Regions from separate parts of the Homo sapiens genome. Here region 1 is linked to region 2. A link is a contact called in ENCODE Hi-C or POLR2A ChIA-PET data. All regions are on one chromosome and are shown on one strand. Each heading gives the region's core, a stretch centred on a gene start or an enhancer-like site at or near the end of the contact. The rest is flanking DNA. Distances are from core to core; before and after follow the strand shown. Region 1 overlaps RGS6 (regulator of G protein signaling 6). Region 2 overlaps DPF3 (double PHD fingers 3).

What was found. A loop is a pair of places that touch in the nucleus more often than their neighbours do. ChIA-PET counts read pairs that join two places held with the same protein, here RNA polymerase II (POLR2A). Pooled maps may share reads with other maps.
Region 1: a map of mammary epithelial cell shows a loop between it and region 2 (3-fold over the local background). The contact joins two enhancer-like sites. A Hi-C loop is called at or near these places in 4 of 168 maps with a recorded cell type or tissue (Right ventricle myocardium inferior, gastrocnemius medialis, left cardiac atrium and 1 more) and 1 of 50 pooled maps. POLR2A ChIA-PET finds 5 or more read pairs at or near these places in 6 of 52 experiments (BJ, GM10248, WTC11 and 3 more).

The regions. Positions count from the first base shown.
Region 1 is chr14:72,555,773-72,561,617 of GRCh38, forward strand. The region is part of intron 17 of RGS6 (regulator of G protein signaling 6); the gene reads left to right. Among named protein-coding and RNA genes, the nearest start is that of MIR7843, 42 kb to the left of the region's middle. Within about 2 kb of position 3,164, at least 6 of the 41 ENCODE cell types and tissues checked have a DNase peak (open chromatin) inside an H3K27ac peak, as active enhancers do.
Region 2 is chr14:72,607,229-72,613,233 of GRCh38, forward strand. DPF3 (double PHD fingers 3) reads right to left here. Exons shown (of 11, transcript NM_001280542.3): 11 at 1,806-6,005. It also overlaps a transcript of RGS6 not described here. Among named protein-coding and RNA genes, the nearest start is that of MIR7843, 93 kb to the left of the region's middle. Within about 2 kb of position 1,468, at least 4 of the 41 ENCODE cell types and tissues checked have a DNase peak (open chromatin) inside an H3K27ac peak, as active enhancers do.

The DNA.
Region 1 (5,845 bases), core at 1,914-4,413, 50 kb before region 2:
TGTTGTGGACATAAGTAAGTGCGGGTGCTTGTAAAATGCCTCGCATGCTTGACAGACACACAATAGTTGCTCAATGGTCCATCAGCAGGTGGCTGTTTGTTAGTAACTGTCCTCACAGCTACCTGTGTACCTAGTGGGGGACCATTCCCACCATGCCACTGTCAAGGCCTGAGTGATTTGAAGAACAAGGCACTTGAGGAGAGAGGGTCCATGAGCTACCCGTGCCATTCCATCAAACAGGCCCATGGGAGATCAGGGGATAGGTGGGTCCTTTTACATTTAATCCAGATAGGAGAACTGGCAACTCTTCTTTTGTAGATTCAAAAACTTTTTAAAATATTTTAAAGCACTGGTAGTTGCCAATTATATTAGTCCATTTTCACAATGCTATAAAGAAATACCTGAGACTGGGTAATTTCTAATGAAAAGAGGTTTAATTGACTCACAGTTCCACATGGCTGGGGAAGCCTCAGGAAACTTACAATCATGGTGGAAAGGGAAGCAGTCTTACTTGGCAGCAGGCAAGAGAGAGCGAGTGTGTATTAACACTTAAAAAACCATCGGATCTCATGAGAACTCACTCCCTATCACGAGAATAGCATGGGGGAAACCACCCCCATGATCCAATCACCTCCCACTAGTTCCCGCTCTCAACACATGGGGATTATAGGGATTACAATTCGAAGTGAGATTTGGGTTCAGACCCAGAGCCAAACCATATCACCAATACAGGATAGAGTAAGGTGTCTGAGCCTACTAGTGGTCCCAGTGACATTCTGTGGGAATTGCTTTCAGAAGACGTGACTGCTGGGTACCTCCTCCATCCCCAGTGTTTACCAGGCAGAGCCTGAGTGTTTACACCACACACAGCCTGAGTCTTTATACCACTGTACATGAGAAGGTAGGGGTCGGGGGGGCGGGGTGGGGGGTGCTGTTGCAAGAAAAAAAAATCCATTACGTTTATTTTGATCAAATTTATTATTTTTTAAACAGGTTCAGTTTTAAGTATTCATGAATGTACCATTTATTAATTCTTTAATCAGTGAACGTCTCTTTTTTGATTAATTCACTTTTCATCTATCCCTTGACTTTTTTAAAAAAATTGGGGTATTGTTTTATGTTTGTGATATAGCTTCCTATTTAAAAGGGGTCAAATAAAAAAATATTTTAAAACCACATAAAATGCCCTTAAGCCCCTGCGAGAGTTGAGGAAGGTTGCCAAGGCCCTACAAGTAACACAGACCCCAGGAATGGGTCAGCCACAGGCTCCCGCCCCTCCTCACTGCGGAAGGGTGAGAAAGACAGGAATGGCCTCTCTTCCTTCCCATGCTGCTCTGACCTACCTCTGTTGTGGAGGAACCATAACGGGTTCCATAGCCCGGTTTTTCCATTTCCTATGCCCCACCTTGTTTCACAGAGTTGAGTTAATAGAGGGTGATAAGAAATAGAGAATTTAAAAAGTGTTTTGAAATTATTCTAGGTTAAGTGTGGATTTTCCCACCATCCCCTGCCAGCGTTTCTCCGACATCTCAGACTGCACTCTCTCTCCCCAGTTTTAGACATCATTGAGGAAGAAGATGCCACGGAATTCTTTGCATTCCCTTTTAAAATCATTTCTTTTGCTTTGCTCAGTGGAGAAGGAGCACCAGGGGCAGCAACCTTCCGGGAGTCACCCGATGAAGTCAGGCAGGCCTTTGGCTTCTCCCATCCTGCTGAACCCAAGCCAGGATCCCCTACCTTTCCACCTGGCTCTTGGGCTCCTGACCCTTATCCTCAGCAAGTCTCCCCCAACCCCACCCCAGGCCTCTAATTCCACACGTATACATCCTTTATGAACTTGAGCACCATCTATTCAAAGGTGACCTTCAGGCTCCTTGAGAGCACGACTCATCTCTCTCTGGGGCCTCCACTTCTTGCCTGCTAAGTTGCATGGTGAGCTGTATTCAACGAAACACGATTTTTCATGAGCAGGGATGGAAAATGCCTGTGTGTCACACCAAAGGGATCCGTTTGCATCAATGGAGGCTAGAAATAGTGTTCCACATTAGTTCTGTTGCGAGTTCGAATTCCCCAACAGAGGAATCCAGGTTCCTCCTGTACTGGAGGGGGAAGCATTGAATTTCTCCAAACCCAGGGATGGGCCCAGCAACTGAAGAAGGGTAAGGAGTGGGAAATTCCAAGGCATAGATGTCATAGCTGGGACTTTTTTTTGTCCTAATTTTTTTTTTCTTTTGAGATATAATTATGCACGGTAAAATGAACAGACCTGAAGTACATGGCTCAATGAATTTGACAAGTGTATGCACCCGTGTAACGTATACCCCATCACCCTAGAAGGCTCCTTCATGTCCCTTTCCAATCAATTTCATCCTTCTCCCCCAGGGGCAACCGTGGTTGATTTCTTTCCCCCATAATAGCCTGGATTTTGATTTGGCAGACTTGAGATCTGTAACTTCGGTCTTAGTTCATCTGAGCAGATCAGCAAAAGAATCTCATCAGAAGCTCAGATGTCTTTACTCTCTTAGCATTGAAAAAGATCCTCCCTGAGCCGCTAGTGCTTGGCTCTGCTGTCCCCCAGTATGCCCCAATCTGACCCCCAGGGCTACTCTCTGAGCCACAGCCCTCCTCCCAGCCAAAGAAAGAGTTTAGCATCAGTCTCCCAGGTAAGTAAGTGGCAAAAGCTCTTGGTAACCCAGATAGTGCATGCTTTGTTGATTAATATGTGGAAGTGCAATGCACAGAGCCACAGCATGTCAAGCAGCATGTTGATTTTTCTCACTGCACAAAAGGGGGCTATTCCTTTTGTGTGTTTCCTTTCAGAAAACAAAGGATTCCATGACCACCTTCTTCCAGGCTCCTAGCCATCAAGATGGCCACAGAGCTGAAATGATTAATCAGAGCGGAGGGTGGGAATTGAATGTGTGGGTGTTAGTGAACCCAGCACTGAGCCCATGGTCCATGAAATTGAAGGATCCCAAATTCTACTGGATTACACTTTGCCAAATGTCTCAAAGGTGAAAAGCACTTTGTCGGTATGCAAAGCTTTGGTGTCTCTGGAATGTACCTTCTGCAGCTCAGTTCTTAATCACTGTATATTTTTTCACTTGGACAAAGGCTGCCTGCTAATAGCATTTTCAACCATCCTCAGCTGCTTCGCTCAGCTACGCCAAGGCCTCGGGCTGAGCTGGCTGCGGTTTCCTGGCACCATGATCCATTCCCAACTGACCAACACTGAGGAACATTACACACTCACACCCTGAAAAAAACCTGCTTCCTCTGTAACTATGCAAATGCCAGACACAGGCAGGCAGAATTACCATTCCCCTTCTGAAGTGGTTCCTTCAGGATCATCCAAACTGGAGACAGAGATGAGAGTAAAGAGACGGGGCAGTGCCCTGGAGGGTACAGGCAGGAGCTCCCCTCTCTCTGGGCACAGCGGATTCCTCGGGAGCTTCCTGCAAGCCTATAGGGGCATGCACTTTGGGGCAGCTCATCTCTGAACACAGGTAGCCTCTACTATCAGATTTCACTTTGATCACTGAAAACTACAGGAGTCTCAGCTCTTCAGAAGGGAAGCAGCTGCTGAGCAAGTGTGATTGCAGTATTTCTTCCCCAAAGCCCCGGGCCAGGCATCTACCCATGCCCGCATCCTGCATGATTAACCGCCTTCCAGTCTGAGCCTGCCCTCACTCACGCGGGAGGTCACTGGGTAGCGAGTAGATTGCAGCTGGGCTGAGCTGCCTCTCAAGCCGACCTGAACCCTCATGACCTCCATCTTTAGCAGCAAGCTGGCATTTGGTAAATGCGCGAAAGCAGGAGTGGGGAGAGGGAGACAAAAATGCCAAGCAGCACCGCCTGGGTTGCTGAGAGGTTGGGAACAATCCCAAGGGTGGCCCCTAAGCTGGTCAGCTGCACCATCCTACCCTGAAATCCTGGGAAATAAAAGCAGTCGGGGGAAGCGAGGAGCGGGCAGTGACAGGCTGGCCACAGGTCCTTGGAGTCAGAGCGGTGAGGCTGAGCTCCAGGATTTAGTCAGGAAGAGAATAATTAGCACCTTCAAGCCCAGCCCAGCCCAGCCCATTCTGTAGAAAGGGGAAGGGTTGAGGGTATGGAAGCCTCAGGGCCAAATTCACCTAAAACAAATAGACACATAATCCTCCAGAAATAGAATCTCCAACCTCCCTCAACCCACAGTCCCCTCTCCAGCCAAAATAACCTTGTTAATAGGAATGAGGCTGCAGTGAAGGTTTGGGCAACTGGTAAACCTCACCTCCTTTGTCTCTGGGCTTTGAATGTACTCATTGGCAACAGACTCTTATTCAGAAGCTTGAGTGATTTTTTTTTTCCCATCCACCAGCTAAATGAGAGCCCCAAACGCTGTGGATAGCAAACTCAGAACATATATATTTGGGTACATAATGTGTGATTTGTGGCCCTGGCGAAGGAGGGATGGGAGGAGGAGGAGGACCTGATATTGGTGTGTGGTGGTTATCACAGCAATAAGTGGCACCTAAAAGGAGAGCAAACTTCCTTTGTGCCTTTCATAGGACAGGGATGGACATAGGTAACCGGGGGTAGGGGAGGTTTGTAAGAGCTCTCACACAAGGAGGCCCCTAGGCTCAGCAGCCCCGTGTTTCCCCAGCAAGGATGCCCCACACCCCCATGTTTCCTGCCTTCAGGCCTGCCCCAGGAAGGCACATTCCCGAGTGACAAATGCCTCACACTCTATGTAAGAAAGGGCACTCAAGGAGAGTCACCGCTGGGTGTGTGCCACAGAACCCGGGGCTGGGGGGAGCCCTTGAAGGTCAGCCTCTGCCTTCTAAGAGCTATTGTTGTACCTAACCTGGTCTAGACAAAGGAGTAGTCATTCTTAGTGATTTTCAAAGACTGACACCATAACCCTCTTGGATTTTTTAAAAATCTGATTAAAAACTCCTTAGCCAAGTATAAATGTATCCTGCTGCAGGCTAAGTTTAGTGCACTTGAAGATTCAGATAAGGTTGCTGATGGGGTGATTTTGTGGACGTGTGTGTGTGTGTGTGTGTGTGTGTGTGTGTGTGTGTGTGTTTAAGATGGGGAGAAAAAATGAAAAGTTTTGTCTCACTAGTGAAAATGGGGAGTGAAAGCAATGGGGAGGAAAAAGGTCAAGGAGAGGTAGGGAAAGGCAGACTTTCTGACAGCTCCTGAGGGCAATTTCATTTTTGGACAAACTCCCATCTATAGCACCAGAATTCTCAAAGTCAGGCTGGCCATGCCTCTCCATGGAGATCTAAGCCAGATGCCACATTGTCCTGTATCCAGCAAATCCACAGCCCGTGTTGTTTATTAGATAAACCCGTTATCCATCAATTCATCAATCAGCAGGTTTATTGAGGACCCTACCAGGCTTCACAAACCTGATCAATTTTTTAAATTACATCTAGCTTACACGCAGCCAAGCCCAGTAAACAAGACGAGCCCTCACACCCCACTTGGAAATGAACATGAGGAATCGCTGGCCCTTGCAATCTCACGGCCAAACACTGCAGCCCCATGCTGACGAGCTATCACGTGCTGCCCTTCACAGATGGCGGTGGTGTCGCTGACCCACTGTCAATAATATGGGTTTGGAGTGCTTTCCCAGACACAGTGATCAATCTGCCTGGGTCTAGCCATACTGTCCTCTAAAGCCCTGTGCAATGATGCGGATTTCTAAAGAGGGTGAGCTGGAGAACGGGCACACACTATGTAAGGGCAATAAGCAAAGCGACGGAGCCTCGCTCGTGCCCCTCACCCTCCTCCTGGTGCCCAGTCGCAACTCCCCTCCTAGATCAGGGGCTTCTCCGCCATCTCTCCAGGGCACATA
Region 2 (6,005 bases), core at 218-2,717:
TATAATAAAGTGCCATAGACTGGGTGGCTTATCAACAATAAGCCAAATTTATTTCTCACAATTCTGGAGACTGGAAAGTCCAAGATCAAGGTGCCAGCAGATTCGGTGTCCAGCAAGGGCCTGCCTCCTCATGGACAGCCACCTTCTCACTCCAACTTCACATGGTGAAGGGGCAAGGGGTCTGTCTTGGGCTTCCTTTATAAGGGCACTAATGCCGTGCATGTGGACTCTGCCCCCCATGACATAATCACCTCCCAAAGTCCCTGCTTCTAATACCATCACCCTGAGGGTGGAGATTTCAACATATGGATTTTGGGGGACATACCATTCATACCATAGCAGACTAGGATGCAATGCCGGGTTCCCTGGGGTTAAAGCAGAAATGTGCACAGCTCTCTGTGCAGATGAAAGGCCTGAATGTGGGTGTCTGTGTAATCGTCTGCTGCCTGGATTTTGTTATATGAGCCTAAGTCCCCCTGATTGCTGAATTTAGCAGTTCAGCATTGCAGGTCCAGCTGTCACTTGAAACTGCTTTGGGTGAAGGCCTGGCCTTTCCCCTCTGGTCCCTGAATGCGAACATCTCTCCCACTGCAGAGATGGCTCGACAACCTGCTCAATGACCCATGTCCGCAGCAACCATCAATGGCTTCTCTGCCGAAATAACGGCCCCACATTATGCTTAGAAAAGCAAAGGCTGAAGGCGCATGGATGACTCATTAAAGAACAGTGCAGCACTCACTTAGGGGAGGAATAAAAAGTGACATGGTGTCTTCCCACTGCCATGCCCACCTGTGTCTTACCAAAATGCACAGTAGCTTCCAACTAAAACCACGCTGACTGATCGAGACCAGGGAGCTCATGTTCTAGTTCCCTCAATTTCCCCCTTGACCCCGTTCATCACATGTTGTACTATTACCTGTCTGGTGCCTGCCTCCTTGGCAAGATTGTGAGCCTCATGAGAGGTAGAGCTTTGTCTTCTCTGCTGTAGCCCCAGTACCTAGCATAGAGTAGAGGCCTTTATTTATCTATCTAAAATTTATTTTTGGGAGACTGACTCTTAACTTGCAGCCTCAGGAAACCAATTCCCGCATGGACCAGGAGTCCTATACCCACAGGCTGTTGCTTTAAGGCCATTGCTAAGCAGACTCTAGAGACTCTAGGGGCAGATGTGTCCTCTGTGATACCTCTTGCTCCTTGCCCAGGGCAGCCAACTCACTGCCTTCATGGAAGGCAGCTGAGAGAAAAGAAGCAATGACTCAGCTGGCTTCTAGATGGGTCCTGCACCAGAGGTCTCTCTCTCTCCCCAACCATATTCCCCCACCTCTCCTGTGAGTCATCTCTGATTCATCAACCTCCCTTCTCCTAGAAAATCTAGGGGGCTCCTTTCAGGATGCCCTAGGAGCTTCTCTGAGGGGTCTCCAGAAAAGGAGCTGCTCTACTCCTGCAGATGAAGCTCTCAGTTAAGGCCTGAAGCTATGCTGCCCACTGTGCCCATGAAAGCTGTCACGGTGACTGTGGCTTCCCTGGTGCTATGTATGACGTGGCCAGAAGCTCATCACCAGGCAGCAACTGAGACCTGGAATTTGTTGCTCCTGGAGTCTCCCTGCAACCATGAAAGCACTAGTGTTTCTCTGGAGCCTGATGCACACGCATGCGTGTTTCTCTCTCTCCCTCTCTCTCTTTCTCTCTCTCTTACACAATGCAGTCCTACTGCACACCCCAACATGAAAGGGCTCTACCCCCACAGGATCTCTACATTTGCAAGTGAGGTCCTAACTATCCGTAGGGAAAATAAGAGTTTCCAAGAGTTTTAAAGCCTTTTATTTGTTTACACATTCTCTAAATTGCAGACAAAAGATTCACTACGTGGGTAGTCAACATTGCTAACCAATCACAGAACAAGATACTAACCACAGCAAGGAAGGGGTAGGGGCTTGTGACTCAGTCTTTGAGAACGTGCGAGCATTCCATGGGATATCGAGGGGTCCCAAAGAAGAAGGCTGCTCGATCCCCACATTCTTCATCTCATCAGCGACAGGTCTCCCTCCCAGAACCCCATCAGGACAGGAGAAAAGGCAGCAAGAGAGGTGGGGTGGTCCTGGCACGTGGGCCACCAGTCTTCTGAATGAAGAGTGAGTCCCGGGTCAGGAGTCCACATCAGGTGTGGGCTGCTTCCAATCTGTAGGTTCTCCTGGAGATTGTCACAATCTGCCAGCTCTCTGGGAATCACAGAACCATCATGTCCCCTTAGGATGGCAGAAGATGTGGCACAGCCTCAATCTCCAACACTGAAACACTGAGAGAGCTTGATACGTTCCTTAGGCAGGGCAGAAACATCACAGCACTTCACGTTAGGAACCACGAAAGAGTGGGAACCTGACACACGTGGGAAGGGCACATCCCCAGAGGACAGAGGACAAGGGTGGCACACACACCTACAGAGACCGCAACCACATCACAGTGAAGGAGGAGGACAGCTAACGGGGTGGGAGGTGGGAGCTTTTTGTTTGTCTGTTGCTGTCGTTGCTTTTTAGAGAAGCCAGGGTGGGCCAAATGGAGATATTGTCTCAAGACCATTACACACAGCTTCCCAAATCTGTAGCCCTTTTCTGTAACCTCATGAAAGCTGTGTCAGACTCAGTCCTGGTCTGAAGTACCAAAGCAGCCCAAGGCAAAACCTCATCTGCAAGAGGCAATGCGGCGTTGGGTCCCAAGGATCAGTGGGGAGGGTGTTCAAAAGAGCAAAAAGGGAAACCCTCTTTCATAGGCATTTCTCTCACTGGAGACCCACTCTCTTGGTCATTCCTTTATGACTGAGAGTCTCAGAAGGAGTTGTGAGTGTGAGGTAAAAGAGACAAGCAAGCATTTTGGAATGATGGGGATAAAATGTTGCAGTGGCTTCCCTCTCTGGTGCCCATACCTGGAAGAAGCAATCCCAGGTTTGCTTCGTATCTGCAGGTCTAGAGACATCAATGGAGGCAGCAATTGGAGATCTCAGTGTGTTTCCAGGGTCTCTGACTCAACTAGAGGGCATCCAAGGCCTGGTGGAGCCTGTGCAGGCCTGAGCTTCCTCGTGGAGCAGCAGGTAGGCAGCTCATTCCCAGGGACCTGGTCATCCTTCCTACCATAGGAGCCACCTGCCAAAGCCCACCCAGAGGAATCCCAGCGTTCACAAATGGAGGCGCCCTCACCAAAGCCACTGGACCAGCCTGTCCCTGAGAAGAGACACAGAGGGGCTTCAGCAATGAGAAGAAGAAAACCAATTTCTTTTGGCTTCTTAGCAGAGATGCTCCATGTCTTGGCTGTCAGAGAAATTGAGCTTACAAATTGCCCTCACCCTGAACCCACTTGGCAACGGGGAGATGACCTGGTTGAGGTCTAGTTCTGGCTTTTGTGAATCGACCGTGTGACGTAGACAGCACAGCATCAGGCCAGGAAGGCGCCTGATGAGACCGTGTTCTCAGCCTGAGAGCGCGCTCAAGGGCAGGTGGGAGATGGAGCCTTCTCAGAGCTCAGCCACTGGCTCTTGGGCTCCCAGGTTCATCCCTCAAGGAGCTGGGGACCTGAGGGCTCAGGGCCCACCACTGGCTGCCTGGGGGAAGTGCTGCCAGTCTGGTGTGGAAAGGGTCCAAGTCAGAGGCCTTTGCCTCACCCCTTCCACCAGCAGGGCCATTCAGAGAAGTCTTGGCTCAAAAGAACGTTGCCCACAGGCTTTCAAGTAGGTGAGTGGACCAAACCCCTGCATGCTTTTCAGGCTGTCACGCACTTTAAAACCAGACTCACAGCCAAGCCTTGTGTCCCTGACTACCTCCACAGAGATCACCAGAATTCTCCTCACTGGGAGTCATGTGCCATCCAGGGCCCCAGAGGAGCCTTCCCTTGGGCCACCCCCCACAGAGAAGCTATAGCTCTGAGCCAACATCCACACATGGACAGATACACACCTTCCCCCAAGCCCAGGCATTTTGCTTGAAAGCAAGGTTGGTGTGGCTTCTTCAGGGAATAACTCAAAGCTGAAATCTGGCTGTGACACGTGTGGAGAAAAGGAAAGATGAAACAAACGGTTTATTCCTAATGCTGTCAACACAAACAACTGAGAGTCTAAGCCAGCACGAAGCTAGGATCTGACAAGCACCTGGCCAAAGGTGAGCATGGAAGGTTTGCTGAAAACCTCTCTGATGCTGGGTTTCATCCCTGCACACACCAGCAGTGCCAGATACAGGCGTGGGGCAGCTGACCTTGCTGGGGTCTGGTGGAGTGTGCCCAATCTGTACTTGAAGCCCCCACCCCCCCAGTCCCGCTCTCTGCTTTCTCTAGCAGGGAAAAGACCACTGTGGGGGTCATTTTCTGCCTCTGATCAGGCCCTGCCAGTTGCACCTCCCTGCCTTCCACCCCAGAAACCCACAAGCAGCTCTGGGGACACTGGCTGCCCAACACACTCCAGGCCAGGTGACTTCATCAGTTCACCAGTTTTAATGCTGAGGATGCTGTCATCCAAGGGCATCCAGTGCTTGGAAAAGCAGATTAAAGCAACTAGGCTGAGGTCATCTGTTTTCTTCCCCCGACCCCTCAGCCTCCACAGGGTAGAAATCACTGGATGCCTCCACCTGCTTGTCTTCTACTGAGGAACACGCATCCTCAACAGAGAAACCTACATATACTTACACCTTCCGTGATGGCGCGATACTTGACCTACAATCACGATTGCTTGGCAGAGCTTAATTTCATGGCTGAAAAGCAACTTGAAGGCTAGGCCAGCATGCGGTTTATTTTCCAGCCCCTACAGGACCTAGAGCATTGCCTCGCACACAGTCGATGCCCTGCCAAGGGTTTTAATTTAGCCAGTAACAGCCTGCCCTGCAATGATTCATGGCAGGCAAAAGATGGGTTCATTTTCCTTCAGAGGAAAAACCCCCAGGGTGGACAACCATGGCAGATGAGTGGGGGGCAGCTTGGATGGACTCTGTTCCCTTTCCTGGCCAGAGGAGCACAAATGCCCCCTAAGCATCTGACCATTCATTGCAAAAGCATGACCCATCTGCTTTCCCAAATGCCATGTGGACCAGACGCATTGGTGAGCCAGGGACGCCCTGCCTACCTACCCCGCCTCTCTCCAGCCACCTGCTCCCCACCTCCTCTGCTCTGAGATAATCATTCTATATTTTCATGCTCTTGCTCACATATCAGGCAGTGTTTCTGTCCTTTTTTTTTTTCTAGTACCTAATTTAGGCTTCTTCAACTACATGTTGAAAATGTGCACGGGGTATATTTTCTTTTTCCTATACGCCACTGTTGCTTCCCACTTCCCACCTCCACCCCACTCCTTAGCATCTATCACGGCAGAGGGAAGGGAGGAAACAGTGCAGGGAAGGGAGAGGGCAGGAGGAGAATCAGGGTCTCAGTGGGGAGTAGACATGGAAGGGCAAACCAAGTCCGTATAAACCACAAACCCCATTCTAGCCATAAAAGCTTTGCATCCCTTTGATAGCAGAATTGAGACTTTTGAAGTACCCAACTATTGCCAAATATCTTTCATGAAAAGAAGCATAGGTGAACGAAGGGAAGAGAAGGAGAGAGGTCGCGGAGCCAGTAGCTTTCCAAGCACAAGGCTCCCTTTGCAACCCTGGTGGCTGTGCAGAGGCTGAGAGCTGGAGGAGCAGGACTGGAGAAGACTTCAGGAAAGATGCACCTTGCCTGGCAGCCCCTGGCTCTCCCTCTTGTCCTGGAGCAACATCAAAGTTTCCCTTTGGTTCATTAAGTAGGGCGTGTGTGTGTGTGTGTGTGTGTGTGTGTGTGTGTGTGTATGTGCGTGCGTGCACGCACGCGCATGCACATGGGCATTCCTGTTCTCATCATCAATATTCATAACATTGAAATGAAGAACAGAGATGCAGAGAGGCGAGCAAATGAGCAAATGGGATGCAGTGAGTGAAAATATAACCTGGGAGTCTGTAGGGTTGTGTTGCTGAGGGAATATATAGGCCCCAGGGGCTCACAGGCCTCTG